Linked DNA regions of Homo sapiens: region 2 is linked to region 1. The links are chromatin contacts, found by Hi-C or POLR2A ChIA-PET in ENCODE. All regions are on one chromosome and are shown on one strand. The core of a region is the stretch at or near the end of the contact, and the rest is flanking DNA. Distances in the headings are between cores, read along the strand shown. Region 1 overlaps TNFRSF19 (TNF receptor superfamily member 19). Region 2 has its middle 130 kb from the start of TNFRSF19.

Evidence for each region. A loop is a pair of places that touch in the nucleus more often than their neighbours do. ChIA-PET counts read pairs that join two places held with the same protein, here RNA polymerase II (POLR2A). Pooled maps may share reads with other maps.
Region 2: a loop to region 1 is called in a map of heart right ventricle, with 2.0 times the contacts of the local background. The contact joins two enhancer-like sites. A Hi-C loop is called at or near these places in 1 of 168 maps with a recorded cell type or tissue (heart right ventricle) and 2 of 50 pooled maps. POLR2A ChIA-PET finds 5 or more read pairs at or near these places in 2 of 52 experiments (Caco-2 and activated CD8-positive, alpha-beta memory T cell).

The regions. Positions count from the first base shown.
Region 1 is chr13:23,634,027-23,639,784 of GRCh38, forward strand. The region is part of intron 5 of TNFRSF19 (TNF receptor superfamily member 19); the gene reads left to right. Among named protein-coding and RNA genes, the nearest start is that of TNFRSF19, 66 kb to the left of the region's middle. RefSeq lists an enhancer at 5,156-5,657. Within about 2 kb of position 3,946, at least 3 of the 41 ENCODE cell types and tissues checked have a DNase peak (open chromatin) inside an H3K27ac peak, as active enhancers do.
Region 2 is chr13:23,697,851-23,704,135 of GRCh38, forward strand. No RefSeq gene overlaps it. Among named protein-coding and RNA genes, the nearest start is that of TNFRSF19, 130 kb to the left of the region's middle. Within about 2 kb of position 3,406, at least 5 of the 41 ENCODE cell types and tissues checked have a DNase peak (open chromatin) inside an H3K27ac peak, as active enhancers do.

The DNA of each region.
Region 1 (5,758 bases), core at 2,696-5,195:
TAAAGTTACAGAAATCAGAAAATTCTTTAAAAAGTTTCTTAAACACATGTGCCCTACATTGATTCTTGTCTCCCAAGAAATGCCCTTTTTCTCAAATTGAAATCTTTCAAATTTAGCAGTTTTCTCCCATAAAGTTGCTAAATATTTGTAAGTCATTGACTTTGTCTGTTATCAGTAAAAATGGAAAAGTTGAATGCCTTGACTGAGTGAGTTGACAGCACCCCTTGAATTGGGAGCTGCTCTTCAAAGTCGCTGTGTGCCTGAGCCTTTGGTGGGGCCTTCTGAGAACAGTAGCAGTTGATTATTACCCAGTCACCAATAAATCGAATTTCTCTGGCTTTTATCTTCAGTCTCTGTTAGACATTTAAAACCATTGAGCTGGTTTAAATATTTACTCACAATCAACAGGTTGTGATTTGTTAAAGGGCATCACTAAATTAAATGTTTTTCAGATTAAGTACAGTTTATTTTTAAAAATCTAAAATCCAGCAGGACTGTTTCATTAAGCTGTGGACTTAGTGAAATAAGGTGGACTTAAGTCCACACGTAGTGAAACAGTGCATTGGTGGCCACACACATGGATCAGTGATTTGTGTGTGTCCCCATCAAATGCTTAAAATAAATGTGAGCTTATGGAGGAAAGCAGACTCACATTTGATGCCAAACCTGTAGTGGATATACTCAAAGTTCAGGCTCTATCACTCCTTTTTGTATAGGGAGCATTCACCCTCTTGAGGTGGCATGTGAGGGCCTGCACCGTGTGGGAAAACAGCTCTTGGGTTCACGGTCTAAGGAAGACCAGGGGATGTGGCCTTAACCAATGGATTGGGATCGTTTTGTCTTTAAACTTGGGTGTCTAGCCACTTCCTAGGGGGTTTACTTGAGTACCGTCGTTTTTGAGAAGGGAAAAAAGAAGTTCCAGAATAGTGTGAAATAGCAAGTATTTCTTGCATTCCGAAAGGTACCAGGCATTTCATCTGCATTTCTCAGCCTGCCCTTCACATAATGGTCCATGGTGTGTGTTTCCTTAAAGCCCTCATTCCACAGGACATGGTCACGTGGAGGGTAGGTGAGTCCTACCCCAGGCCTTCCTGGCAGCACAGACAGGCCAAGCTCAATACTGCCTCTCCAGGTGAACTCCGAGGGACAGGATTAAGAGAGTTTTAAAATAATTTATAAATTAAGAAAAATTCTGAACCTATAAATAAAATGTAATTGAGTCATCCTACTTGAAAAAATGGGTAAAGAATCTCAAAGGTTGAAAAGGGCATTAGAAAGTTAAAAATGGAAGCTTGAAGTCAAATTTCAAACAGGAATTAATTAATTTAGAAGATAATATCCCACTTTGGGTTTTTAAAACATTATTTTTTGAGACAGAGTCTCACTCTGTCATCCAGGCTGGAGTGCAGTGGTGTGATCTCGGCTCACTACAACCTCTGCCTCCCAGGTTCAAGCGATTCTTCTGCCTCAGCCTCCCAGGTAGCTGGGATTACAGGTGTGTGCCACCATGCCCGGCTAATTTGTGTATTTTTAGTAGAGACGGGGTTTCACTATGTTGGCCACGCTGGTCTTGAAATCCTGACCTCAAGTGATCTGCCCGCCTTGGCCTCCCAAAGTGCTGGGATTACAGGTGTGAGCCACAGAGCCTGGTCTAAAACATTATTTTAATTGCTTCATTTATTATTTCGATTATCTCAGAGAAAATATTTTAAGTATTCATGAGAGTTTTATCTATTGTAAGTCATGCAGCAGTTTTCTTAATTAAATATTTAAGAAACATTTTTCTTGATAATTATAATTTTAAAAGGATGTTTTAACTTTCAAAATAATTTTTGAACTTTACTGAAATATAATGTATATACAAGAAGATGCATCATTTTAAATGTAAAATTCAGTGAGTTTTGATGGATGTATAACTTATGTAATCATTTCCCCCATCATGATACAGAACATTTCTGTCACCCTCCCATAAGGAAAGTGACTATTTTTAAGCATTGGTCTTCTTGGAGTGGCCTCAGAGGGGTCCGTTAGTGAGACGTCTAGGGGATATGGTTTAGGCATCTTTTTGCTCTATTGCTGTTGTAAAATGTGTGCATGTGTGTGTTAATGTTTCCTGTCCTTGCTTCATTCTCTGTCAAGAGACCAACGGGTTATGTTATGAAATTTTCTCTTTAAATGATTTTCTGAAAAATCTTCACTATTGAACTTTCTAAAATGCCATTGAAAATAATTCCTGAAAATATTGCCAGGGGTCGTAGGAGGCATGGTTTTCTTCAAAATGAGAAAAATTGCTTTTTAAAATTCTTGGTATTGGAATGTTTAACACAGGAAACATGTCAGGGAGTCTGTTTTGGGTGCAGAATGCTAGTCTAGATATTAATGAAGTGCTGCAGAAACACATCTCTCCCAGGTTGTGAATGATCTCCTCGTCTTCTCCTTTAGGGACAGCTATCTTGAATGCTAAGATATCCGTATCACTGATGAGGACACTGGGGCTGCCCTGGTGAAAACCACAGGCCAACTTCCCAGTTCTCAGGGAGTTAAGATTCCGATGCTGCAGGGCAGAGCTATTATTTACAATAAGGTGCTGAGGGAAGGTTTATTAAGGTGACCCTAGGACAGGGCCCTGAAAGAGGGGAGGAGGCAGAGACACCCACAGCAGAGGCCACAGCTGGTGACTGAGTCGATAGGTGCATCACGTAGGGCTCCTGGGCCGTTATGAAGATACATTTAACTTCCCTCGGACTCCTGTTGGAAGTAGAGTTGAGGGGAGCAAGGGAGGAAGCAGGAGCTCACTCTCCTAGTTTCAGCAGAGCATTTTTAGCTGGCACAGTAGATGTATGTGCTTTGAGAAATAGTGTGGCTTTTCACCCCTTTCTCAAGAGTTGGTTATTAGTTTATTTAATTCAATTTATTTAATTTAAATAAATCATGTATTTACTAGTTATGTGTTAATAATATTATAATATTTGCTATGTTTTGTTTGCCTCTTCAGATAGTCAAGGAAAATTAGAGTTGTTGTTTTTTTTCCTAAACCCAAGTGAAACACGTATTTGAAAGAGGTTAACTTAAGCTTTTATATTCTGCCGTAAGCTTTTACATTATCATGAGTGTTTTCTATGATTTTAGGCCCGGGGGACACAGATGAAGGCCTGAAAAATAAAATCAGGGGAAGCTCTCTCTGATTACTAATTTTCTCATAACTATCTCAGTTGATATCCCAAGACTAATGCAAACCCATCTACTTGATGTTTTTCATGGAAGCTCATGTAGGCTTCGCTGTGAAGAAGGCTTGATTTTGAGTCCTAACACTTAATTTTCAGACAAATTATTTAACTTTTCTTCATCCCTGTTTCTTAAAATGAAGATGCTAGTGATTGTAAAAGAGGCAGTAATGCCGGGGCTGAGTCCTGAATCGACTTCCTGTTCCAAGTCTCAAGAAAAACATTCTCTTTCTAACCTAACCTGGAGTTTTGTGCTTTGCCGTAAGTCCTGTCAAATGTAAAATTATAAGTGAATTAATACCGGTATCAATTCTGCTGGCATAGAGGATAGCAGGAAGCACTGTCTAAATCCAGATTTTCTTTTCAGTCTAGACTCAAACAACCATACCAAACTGTGCACAGATATACATTTTTTTCTTAGTTGGAAGTTAATGGGTGGAAATAATTTGAGTGTCATCATCTGAGAATAATTTCACAGATTACTTCTTCAAATAGTGCAGTGAGGTAAATAAGAGTTATCCACTGATGACAGGGAAGGCAGCCTCACAGGATCAGGGTCCGCAGGCTAACACCTGCCTGTCTCCACGTGGCCTTCTCCAAATGCAAGGGAAAATGGACACTCCCTGCTTTCTTTCACAGGGGCTGGAGGCCGGAGCCCAAAATGGAGCCTGGCACTCAAAGGGTTAAGGAGAGTCCGTGGTGGAACTGGGAGGGCGGAGGCCCAAGTTTCTGGTCTCTGTTGGATTCCCAGATGGCAGCGCCAGTTGAAGCACACTATTTTTGAGCTTGCTCTCCCTCAGCACAGATGTTCAAGGCCATAATAATGTGTTTCTTTTATGGTGTCTTTTCTGTTTCTCGGTGCAGAAGTTTAAAAGCTTCATTGTTTCATCAGTCAGATAAACACAGCAAGACGTTATGGGTCCGTAGACTATTAAAAAGAAAAACATCCTTGCGGGTAGGGAAGGTTCCTTTACTCTCTCATGTTTGTGAGAAACACTGTAGGTAATCTGCTGCCATTGTGCAGCTTTTAATTGTTTTCAATGTTAATGATGGTATTTATGGTAATTAACATACAAAACAGCTGTACTTACAATCCGGCAAGTGCCAAAGAGGATCCTGAAGCAGTGAGTTGCTCCGGCATAATGGGGTGCCTTCAGTCAGCCCTGCAGTTAGGGCCAGGCGCTGAGGCCTGGGGTGCACCTGCCTGCCTTGCCAGCCCCTCCCCATGGTCATTGCTTTTTCGGTCTTCTTTTCTTTTACTCAAAGACAGGCGTGATCATATTTGGCCTAGTCCATCCTGGTGGGCAGCAGGTCTCTAGACCAAGTGATCTGGAAGCAAGATGGAAAGAGCAGAAATCAAGTTTGGTTGAGGAACTGACCAGATCTCAGCTGCGGTGGCCGTCAGCCCCTGTAGCAGCTTCCTCCCTGACTTCCTCCCTTCTGCTGATGTTCCTGGGTCCCTGGTTTGCTTCAGGATCCCTCTTACTGCCTTAGTTTCTCTCCCTCACCCCGTGCCTCTGAACCATCCTCTTGACTCCTTTGCTCCCTCAGCCTCCCATCACGCTGCGGGTTCCTGTCCCTGGGCTGCCGGGTGCCCTTCAGTCCTGTTTTCCTTGAGTTTCATTGCTGCATCATGCCAACATTTCTGCTGGTCTGTTGTGTAATTAATACACATGCACATCATAGAGTGGAAAACTCTTCATGTCTTTATCTTGTCCATCAGTAATTTATTTTTGTCCTATTGAGAAGAAATAAGAGCTGTTTAGTTCAACTCAACAATTAATTTTTATTTTCTTGATAGAAACATTCACATTTTATACTAATAAATAAAAACCAAAGTCAAACTTAAGGAAATTTTAAGGCCAGGTGTGGTGGCTTACATCTGTAATTCCAGCACTTTGGGAGGCTGAGAAGGGTGGATCACTTGAGGTCAGGAGTTCGAGACCAGCCTTGCCAACATGATGAAACCCTATCTCTACTAAAAATACAAAAATTAGCTAGACATAGTGGTGTGGGCCTGTAATCCCAGCTACTCAGGAGGTTAAGACAGGAGAATCATTTGAACCCGGGAGGCAGAGGTTGCAGTGAGCCAAGATCATGCCACTGCACTCCAGCCTGGGCAACAGAGCAAGGCTCCATCTCAAAAGATAATTTAAAAAAAATTTAAATTCATATAGCCCCCGTAGCAGGTGTCCTTGGGGACACCAATTCATGACATAGCTCCTTTCCTTTGCCTCCCCTCAGGAGCCCTGCTGTGCACAGTTATAGCCACATGCCAGGGGGATTTGTCCTCCCCTTTCCCTGGAGTCTCCCACCAGTGTTAGGAGCAGACTATGAAAGATTACAGCTCTTGGAGTTCATGCTTGGTGCTTCTTCCCTAGGTAGCTCCCCAGCCAGTACCACCTGGCACAAACCAGTCAGGCCCCCTGGAAGATTTGGCCAGCAGGGCAGTGGTCTGCGTGCCCTGACCCGGCCCTGGAGGGAGCGGGCGACAGTGAGAACTGAGGCAGTGGTGGGAGGGAGGGAGAGGAGGA
Region 2 (6,285 bases), core at 2,156-4,655, 63 kb after region 1:
TCTAAGTGTTTGAGTGAAAGGAAGAGTTACATGTCTCTCACTTTAAATAAAAAAACTAGAAATGATTAAACTTAGTGAGGAAGGCATGTCAAAAGCTGAAATAGGCCAAAAGCTTGACCTCTTGAGAAACAATTAGCCAAGTTGTGAATGCAAGGGAAAGTTCCTGAAGGAAATTAAAAGTGCTACTCCAGTAAACACACAAATGATAAGAAAGTGAAACAAGCTGATTGCTGATATGGAGAAAGTTTGAGTGGTCCGGATAGAAGATCAAACCAGCCACAGCAGTCCCTTAAGCCAAAGCCTAACCCAGAGCAAAGCTCTAATTCTTTTCAATTCTGTCAAGGCTCAGAGACATGAGAAAGCTGAAGAAGAAAATGTGAAGCTCACAGATGTTGGTTCATGGGATTTAAGGAAAGAGCCTGGCTCTGTTAACACAAAAGTACAAGGTGAGGCAGGGAAAAAGTACTGATGTCGAAGCTGCAGCAAGTTTTCCAGAAGATCTAGCTAAGAGCATTGATGCAGGTGGTTTCATGAAACAACAGATTTTCAATGTAGATAAAAACAGCCTTCTATTGGAAGAAGATGCCAGCTAGGACTTTTTTTTTTTTTTTTTTTTGAGATGCAGTCTCGCTCTGTCACTAGGCTGGAGTGCAGTGGCACGATCTTGGCTCACTGCACCCTCTGCCTCCCGGGTTCAAGCAATTCTCCTGCCTCAGCCTCCCAAATAGCTGGGACTACAGGTGTGCACCGCCATGCCTTGCTAATTTTTTTGTATTTTTAGTAGAGACGGGGTTTCACCATGTTGGCCAGGATGGTCTTGATCTCCTGACTCGTGATCTGCCCGCCTCGGCCTCCCAAAGTGCTGCGATTACAGGCGTGAGCCACCGTGCCCGGCCCCAGCTAGGACTTTCTTAGCTAGAGAGAAGTCAATGCCTGGCTTCAAAGATTCAAAGGACAGGCTGACTCTCTTGTTAGAGGCTTATGAAGCTGGTGACTTTAAGTTGAAACCAATACTCAATTACCGTTCTGAAAATCCTAGGGCCCTTAGGAATTATACCAAATCTGCTCTGCCTGTGTTCTAGAGATGGAAAAACAAAGCCTGAATGACAGCATATATTTTTGCATCATGGTTTACTGAATATGTTAAGCCCACTGCTAAGACCTATTGCTCAGAATGAAAGATTCCTTTCAAATTACTACTGCTCACTGACAATGCACCTGATCACCCAAGAGCTCTGATGGAGGTGTACAAGGAGATGAATGTTGTTTCCTGCCTGCTAACACGGCACCCATTCTGCAGCTCATGAATCAAGGAATAATTTTGACTTTCAAGTCTTATTACTTAAGAAATACATTTTGTAAGGCCATAGCTTCCATAGGCAGTGATTCCTCTGACGGATCTGAGCAAAGTAAATTGAAAACCTTCTGGAAAGGATTCACCATTCTACGTGCCCTTAAGAGCATTTGTGATTCATGGGAGGAGGTCAAAATATCAACATTAACAGGAGTTTGGAAGAAGCTGGTTCCAGCCCTCATGGATGACTTTAAGGAGTTCAACACTTCAGTGGAGGAAATAACTGCAGATGTGGTGAATTAGAGAATTAGAATGAGAAGTGGAGCCTGTAGACGTGAAGCAATTGCTGCAGTCTCATGATCAAACTTGAATGAATGAGGAGTCACTTCTTATGAATGAACAAAGAAAGTGGTTTCTTAAGATGGAGTCTAGTCCAATGAAGATGTTGTGAACATTGTTGAAAGAACAGAAAGGATTTAGGATACTTCATAAACTTAGTTCATGAAGCAGCAGCAGAGTTTGAGAGCACTGACTCCAATTTTGGAAGAAGTTCTGGTTGTCTTTTTTTTTTTGAGATGGAGTCTCACTCTATTGCCTAGGCTGGAGCGCAATGGCGCGATCTCAGCTCACTGCAACCTCTGCCTCCTGGGTTCAAGCGATTCTCCTGCCTCAGGCTCCCGAATAGCTAGGATTACAGGCACGTGCCACCACACCTGGCTAATTTTTGTATTTTTAGTACAGACGGGGTTTCACCATATTGGCCAGGCTGGTCTCGAACTCCTGACCTCAAAGTGATCTGCCTGCCTCGGCCTCCCAAAGGTGCTGGGATTACAGGCATGAACCACTGTGCCTGGCCATTATTGTCATATTTTAACAAATTGCCACAGCCACCCCCGCCTTCAGCAACCACCACCACCACCCTCATCAACATCAAGGCAAGACCCTCCACCAGCAAAAAGATTATGACTTGCTAAAGGCTTAGATGATTATTAGCATTTTAAGCGATAAACTATTAACTAAGGTACATACTTTTTTAAAGACATAATGCCATTGCACACTTGTTAGACTACAGTATAATGTAAACATAACTTTTCTTGGCACTGGGAAACCAAAAAACTTGTGTGAATCACTTTATTTCAATATTAACTTTATTACAGTGGTCTGGAATGGAATCCGCAATATCTCTGAGTATGCATGTATATATAATTAAGTCCTGAATATAAATATAAATATGTCTATATGGAGACACAGAAAGGAAAAATAGCTGCCTTAGGATCATTTCCATCATTGTGTTATCACCATAAGCCACCAATGTATGTATTGAGCACGTAATCTGTTTCAGGCATACATAATCTGCGTCCTCCACTTTTTCGGCACTGTCATGGTTATTGGACATTGGGGTGCAGTACTTAGGAAGAACCAGCAGTGTAGGGATTTAGTTCCCATTGTCCCACGGCTGAGATCCTTGCCTGGAGTTACTGACTCCCAGGCTGAAGCAACTGAAGCTCTCAGTTTCATGTGGTACATGAGATCCCAAGATGGCAGACACAAGCAAACCATCTTCAATGTCTGACATGAGATGTATGAAGATCAAATAAGGTTCCTTATTTTAAAATGCCTGTTGTAAACCTATTGAGACTCATTTGTTCTTATATCAAAATGACTCTAAAGATACTGAGATAAATGGCTAGCATAGAGTAGAAGGAAAGCATAATATTGAGAACAATGTCCAAAGGGCTGGAATCAAAGCCAGAAAATATTGAGAGAGTCTAAAGGCATTAAGGATCCCATTTTGTAAGGGGTGAAGATTTAGGCCCTTCTGGATAGAAGAATTCCTGTTTTATTGTTGAAGATCTTGGAGGAAGAGAACTCCCCTTTCCCAATGCAGGAAACCTTCCTTTGTCCCTGTCTCATGCCTCAAGATTATTATTGGGAAGCTTTTTCTCAAATCTAAATGCCACCCCTTACTCTGGTATTAACCGATTTACACCCTGTAAAAGAGATGGGAAATAGAATTAGTCTTCCTCTGTGATGTAATAACTTCTCACCCGCAAGAAGAACACAGGGCATTCCAAGTGAAGCAGCCCCAGTTATTTCACGTTTTCATCACAGATCCTATCTCCAAGTCCTTCCATCAGCTTCAGTGATGGATCGTGGTGGGCAGGACCTGGAGGAACAGTCCTGTCTCAGCCAGGAGAAGACCGATGGATTGCTGTCAGCCCCATAGTAGGGTTAATTCCCTCTGACACTGCCTCCCCTTGGAAGAGCCTGGGGTGGGTGGCTGTCCATTAGCTGAAACTAAATCAGACTCCCACTCAGGAGGAGAAGATGATGTAAATAGCAAAAGGCGGTAATTAATGGCAGTAAATAAAGGGAGGTCCAATGTGGAAAAAATGCAAGCTATTACACCAAGGAGGACAAGAATCCCAAACATAGTTATTAACGGTAAGGAGATAAAGTATTTGGAAAATACAAACGCTGAAAGAGACCTCAGGGGAATGAAAACGGCCAACAAATTATATGTGAGCTTGCAACGTGATACAGCCGAAACAACCACACGAAACACAAATAATTCTGAATTGCATAGTTGAGGTATCAAGTCATGGACTGAGGAAGCAAGCGATCTCCCCACAAGCCCCCAGAGACCACAGCCAGGGCCTTCGGACAGCAGAGAGGTTTAGATGCACTGGAGGGGCCTGGAAAGAAAGCAACCGCAAAGGGCCAGGCGCAGGAGGGCTGGACTGAGCAGAACCAGAAGAACTTGTGCAAGCGGTGACTAAGAGCCGTGGCCACTGCCCAGGCCAGCAGCCAGACACAGCGGCCAGCAGCTGGACATAGAGGCCGTAACTGAGGGTGCTGGGCCATGGCTGTGGGGACACCTGGGAGCCTCAGGGCCATCAAGATGGCCCTCACAGCACAGCAGGTGCCCTGGCAGGCATGCAGCATTGCGATCTGGAACAGGATCTGCACAGCAGGGCGCTCATAAGCCCCTAAGAGCTCCAGGTGTGTTCAGTGAGAGAGGGACTGGGGTTCTGTGCAGGGCTTTCCAGACTGTCACTGTCAGGACGCCACCTCTGAGAGGAGAGGCTGAGCCGCTCAAGGACTGCACAGCCTGTGCCCACTCGCACACCCGGACCCCGACTTTTGTGAGGGCTTCATGATACAGACTGTTCCTCACTTGGAGTCCACCCTCAGCCCCGCACCCTGCTCAGGCCTGGTCTTTCTATAATTTCCTGTGATCCGCTTTCTGCCCATGTTTTCGAAATAGCCAAGAGAAGTGCCTAAAGCAGTGGTGGGCAGAAGGGACCACAGACAGCGCAGAGGGTGGGGAGCTCAGGGAGGCCCGGCTTATGGGGGCCCAGGCAGCTCAGGCACAAGAGCCACTGCCCTGAGCACCCATGAAAAACAGGTCCCTCTCCCTGCCCCGCCCCTGCTGCCAGGGCTTGTACTGTGCAAGCCACTCTTTCATGCTTTCAGCAAATACTTCTTGAGCTCCTGCATGCCTAGCCTGTGCTAGATGCTTAAAATGCGAACAATGGAAAGCAGGAGCCTCAGCGGGGCCACAGGAACAAGGGGATGGAGGTGAACGTCGAGGTTCCAGCGCCAAGAGGTGAGTGCGAGAACTTGGAGGTACAGGGAAGCCGCCGGCCCAAGCCTGCAGGGGAGACTCGAATAGAGCAAGCAATGTGAAGGTTCTTGCAGAAGGAGTGGACTCTACCCAGCAGAGGAAGGGGTGAGGTCCCCCAAGGCAGAGAGGGCAGCTCTCCGAAGGTGTGAAGTATAACATCCGAATGAAAAGTGGGGAGGCTGGAGTCACACTGGCTGTGTGGCCCCCAGCAAGCTGCTTAACTTCTCTGTGCCTAAGCATCACATCTATGAAATATGGATTACAAATAGGCTGGACCCAGTGGCTCTCAGCTGTAATTACAGTGGAGGATTGCTTGAGGCCAGGAATTCTAGACTAGCCTGGGCAATAGAGCCAGACACCATCTCTACAAAAGTAAAAATTAAAAAGTAGCTGGGCATGGTGGTGACCCTCTGTAGCCCCAGTCGCTCATGAGGCTTATGTGTGTTAGTGTACGTAGAACCCTTAGAACCCTGTCTGACACACACAAAAGAACTCATTAAATATGAGCGATTGTTTTTTCTACAATGCTGGGAGAATCTGGACAAATCCGGTCTGAATGGGCAGGGCCAGGCATCAGGAAGCTCAGCAGCAGGCGCGGGAGCAGGACTGACCCACGGTGAGGCCAGCCCAGGGCACAGAGAGGCACAAGGCCCTGGGACTTTTGGAGAGTGAGATGAGAAATAACTTTCTCATTCTTGTTTCACAGATTAAAAGATATATTACATTTTTTTCATTGTTTTCATTCAAATCATTTTCTAATTACATGACCTAGAAAACTAAAATTAAAACACACTGGCATTTTTATATTGCATAATTCAAGAGCTGTAGGAAGCTATTGCTTAAACGTGTATTTACTTGTGGCCAAAAGAAAAAACAAAAAACAAATGTCCTATTTTAATGATTTGGCTCACAAAATGCATTGTGCTCGGGGAGCTTGAGAACAAAAAGTGAGCTCTACGAAAACAGGCTACCCAAAAAGGTGAAAGCCAAAAGAGTTGACACTTAAAGCGAATGAAGTCCTTTACCTGAATGAATTGGACCAGCTGTCCAACCACTCTTTCAGGCTCTCGCCCTAGAGGTCACGGGGAAGGGAACCTTAGGGCTTAGGGAGAAGCGGATGCCCAGAGGACGCCTGGGGTTAGAAAGTCCAGAATCCTACCTCGGGACAAGTCTTCACAAATCTCTTAGGTAGGGAAAGAGCCACTGATTTTTTTTTTTCAATTTTTTAAATTGTGGCAACATACACATGAAACTTACGATCCCAACCATTCTGAGGTGCGCAGCTCAGCGTTATTACCCACTCTCATGATGCCAAGCAGCGAGCACCACCTTCCAGCTCCACAACTCTTGACCCCTTGGAAAA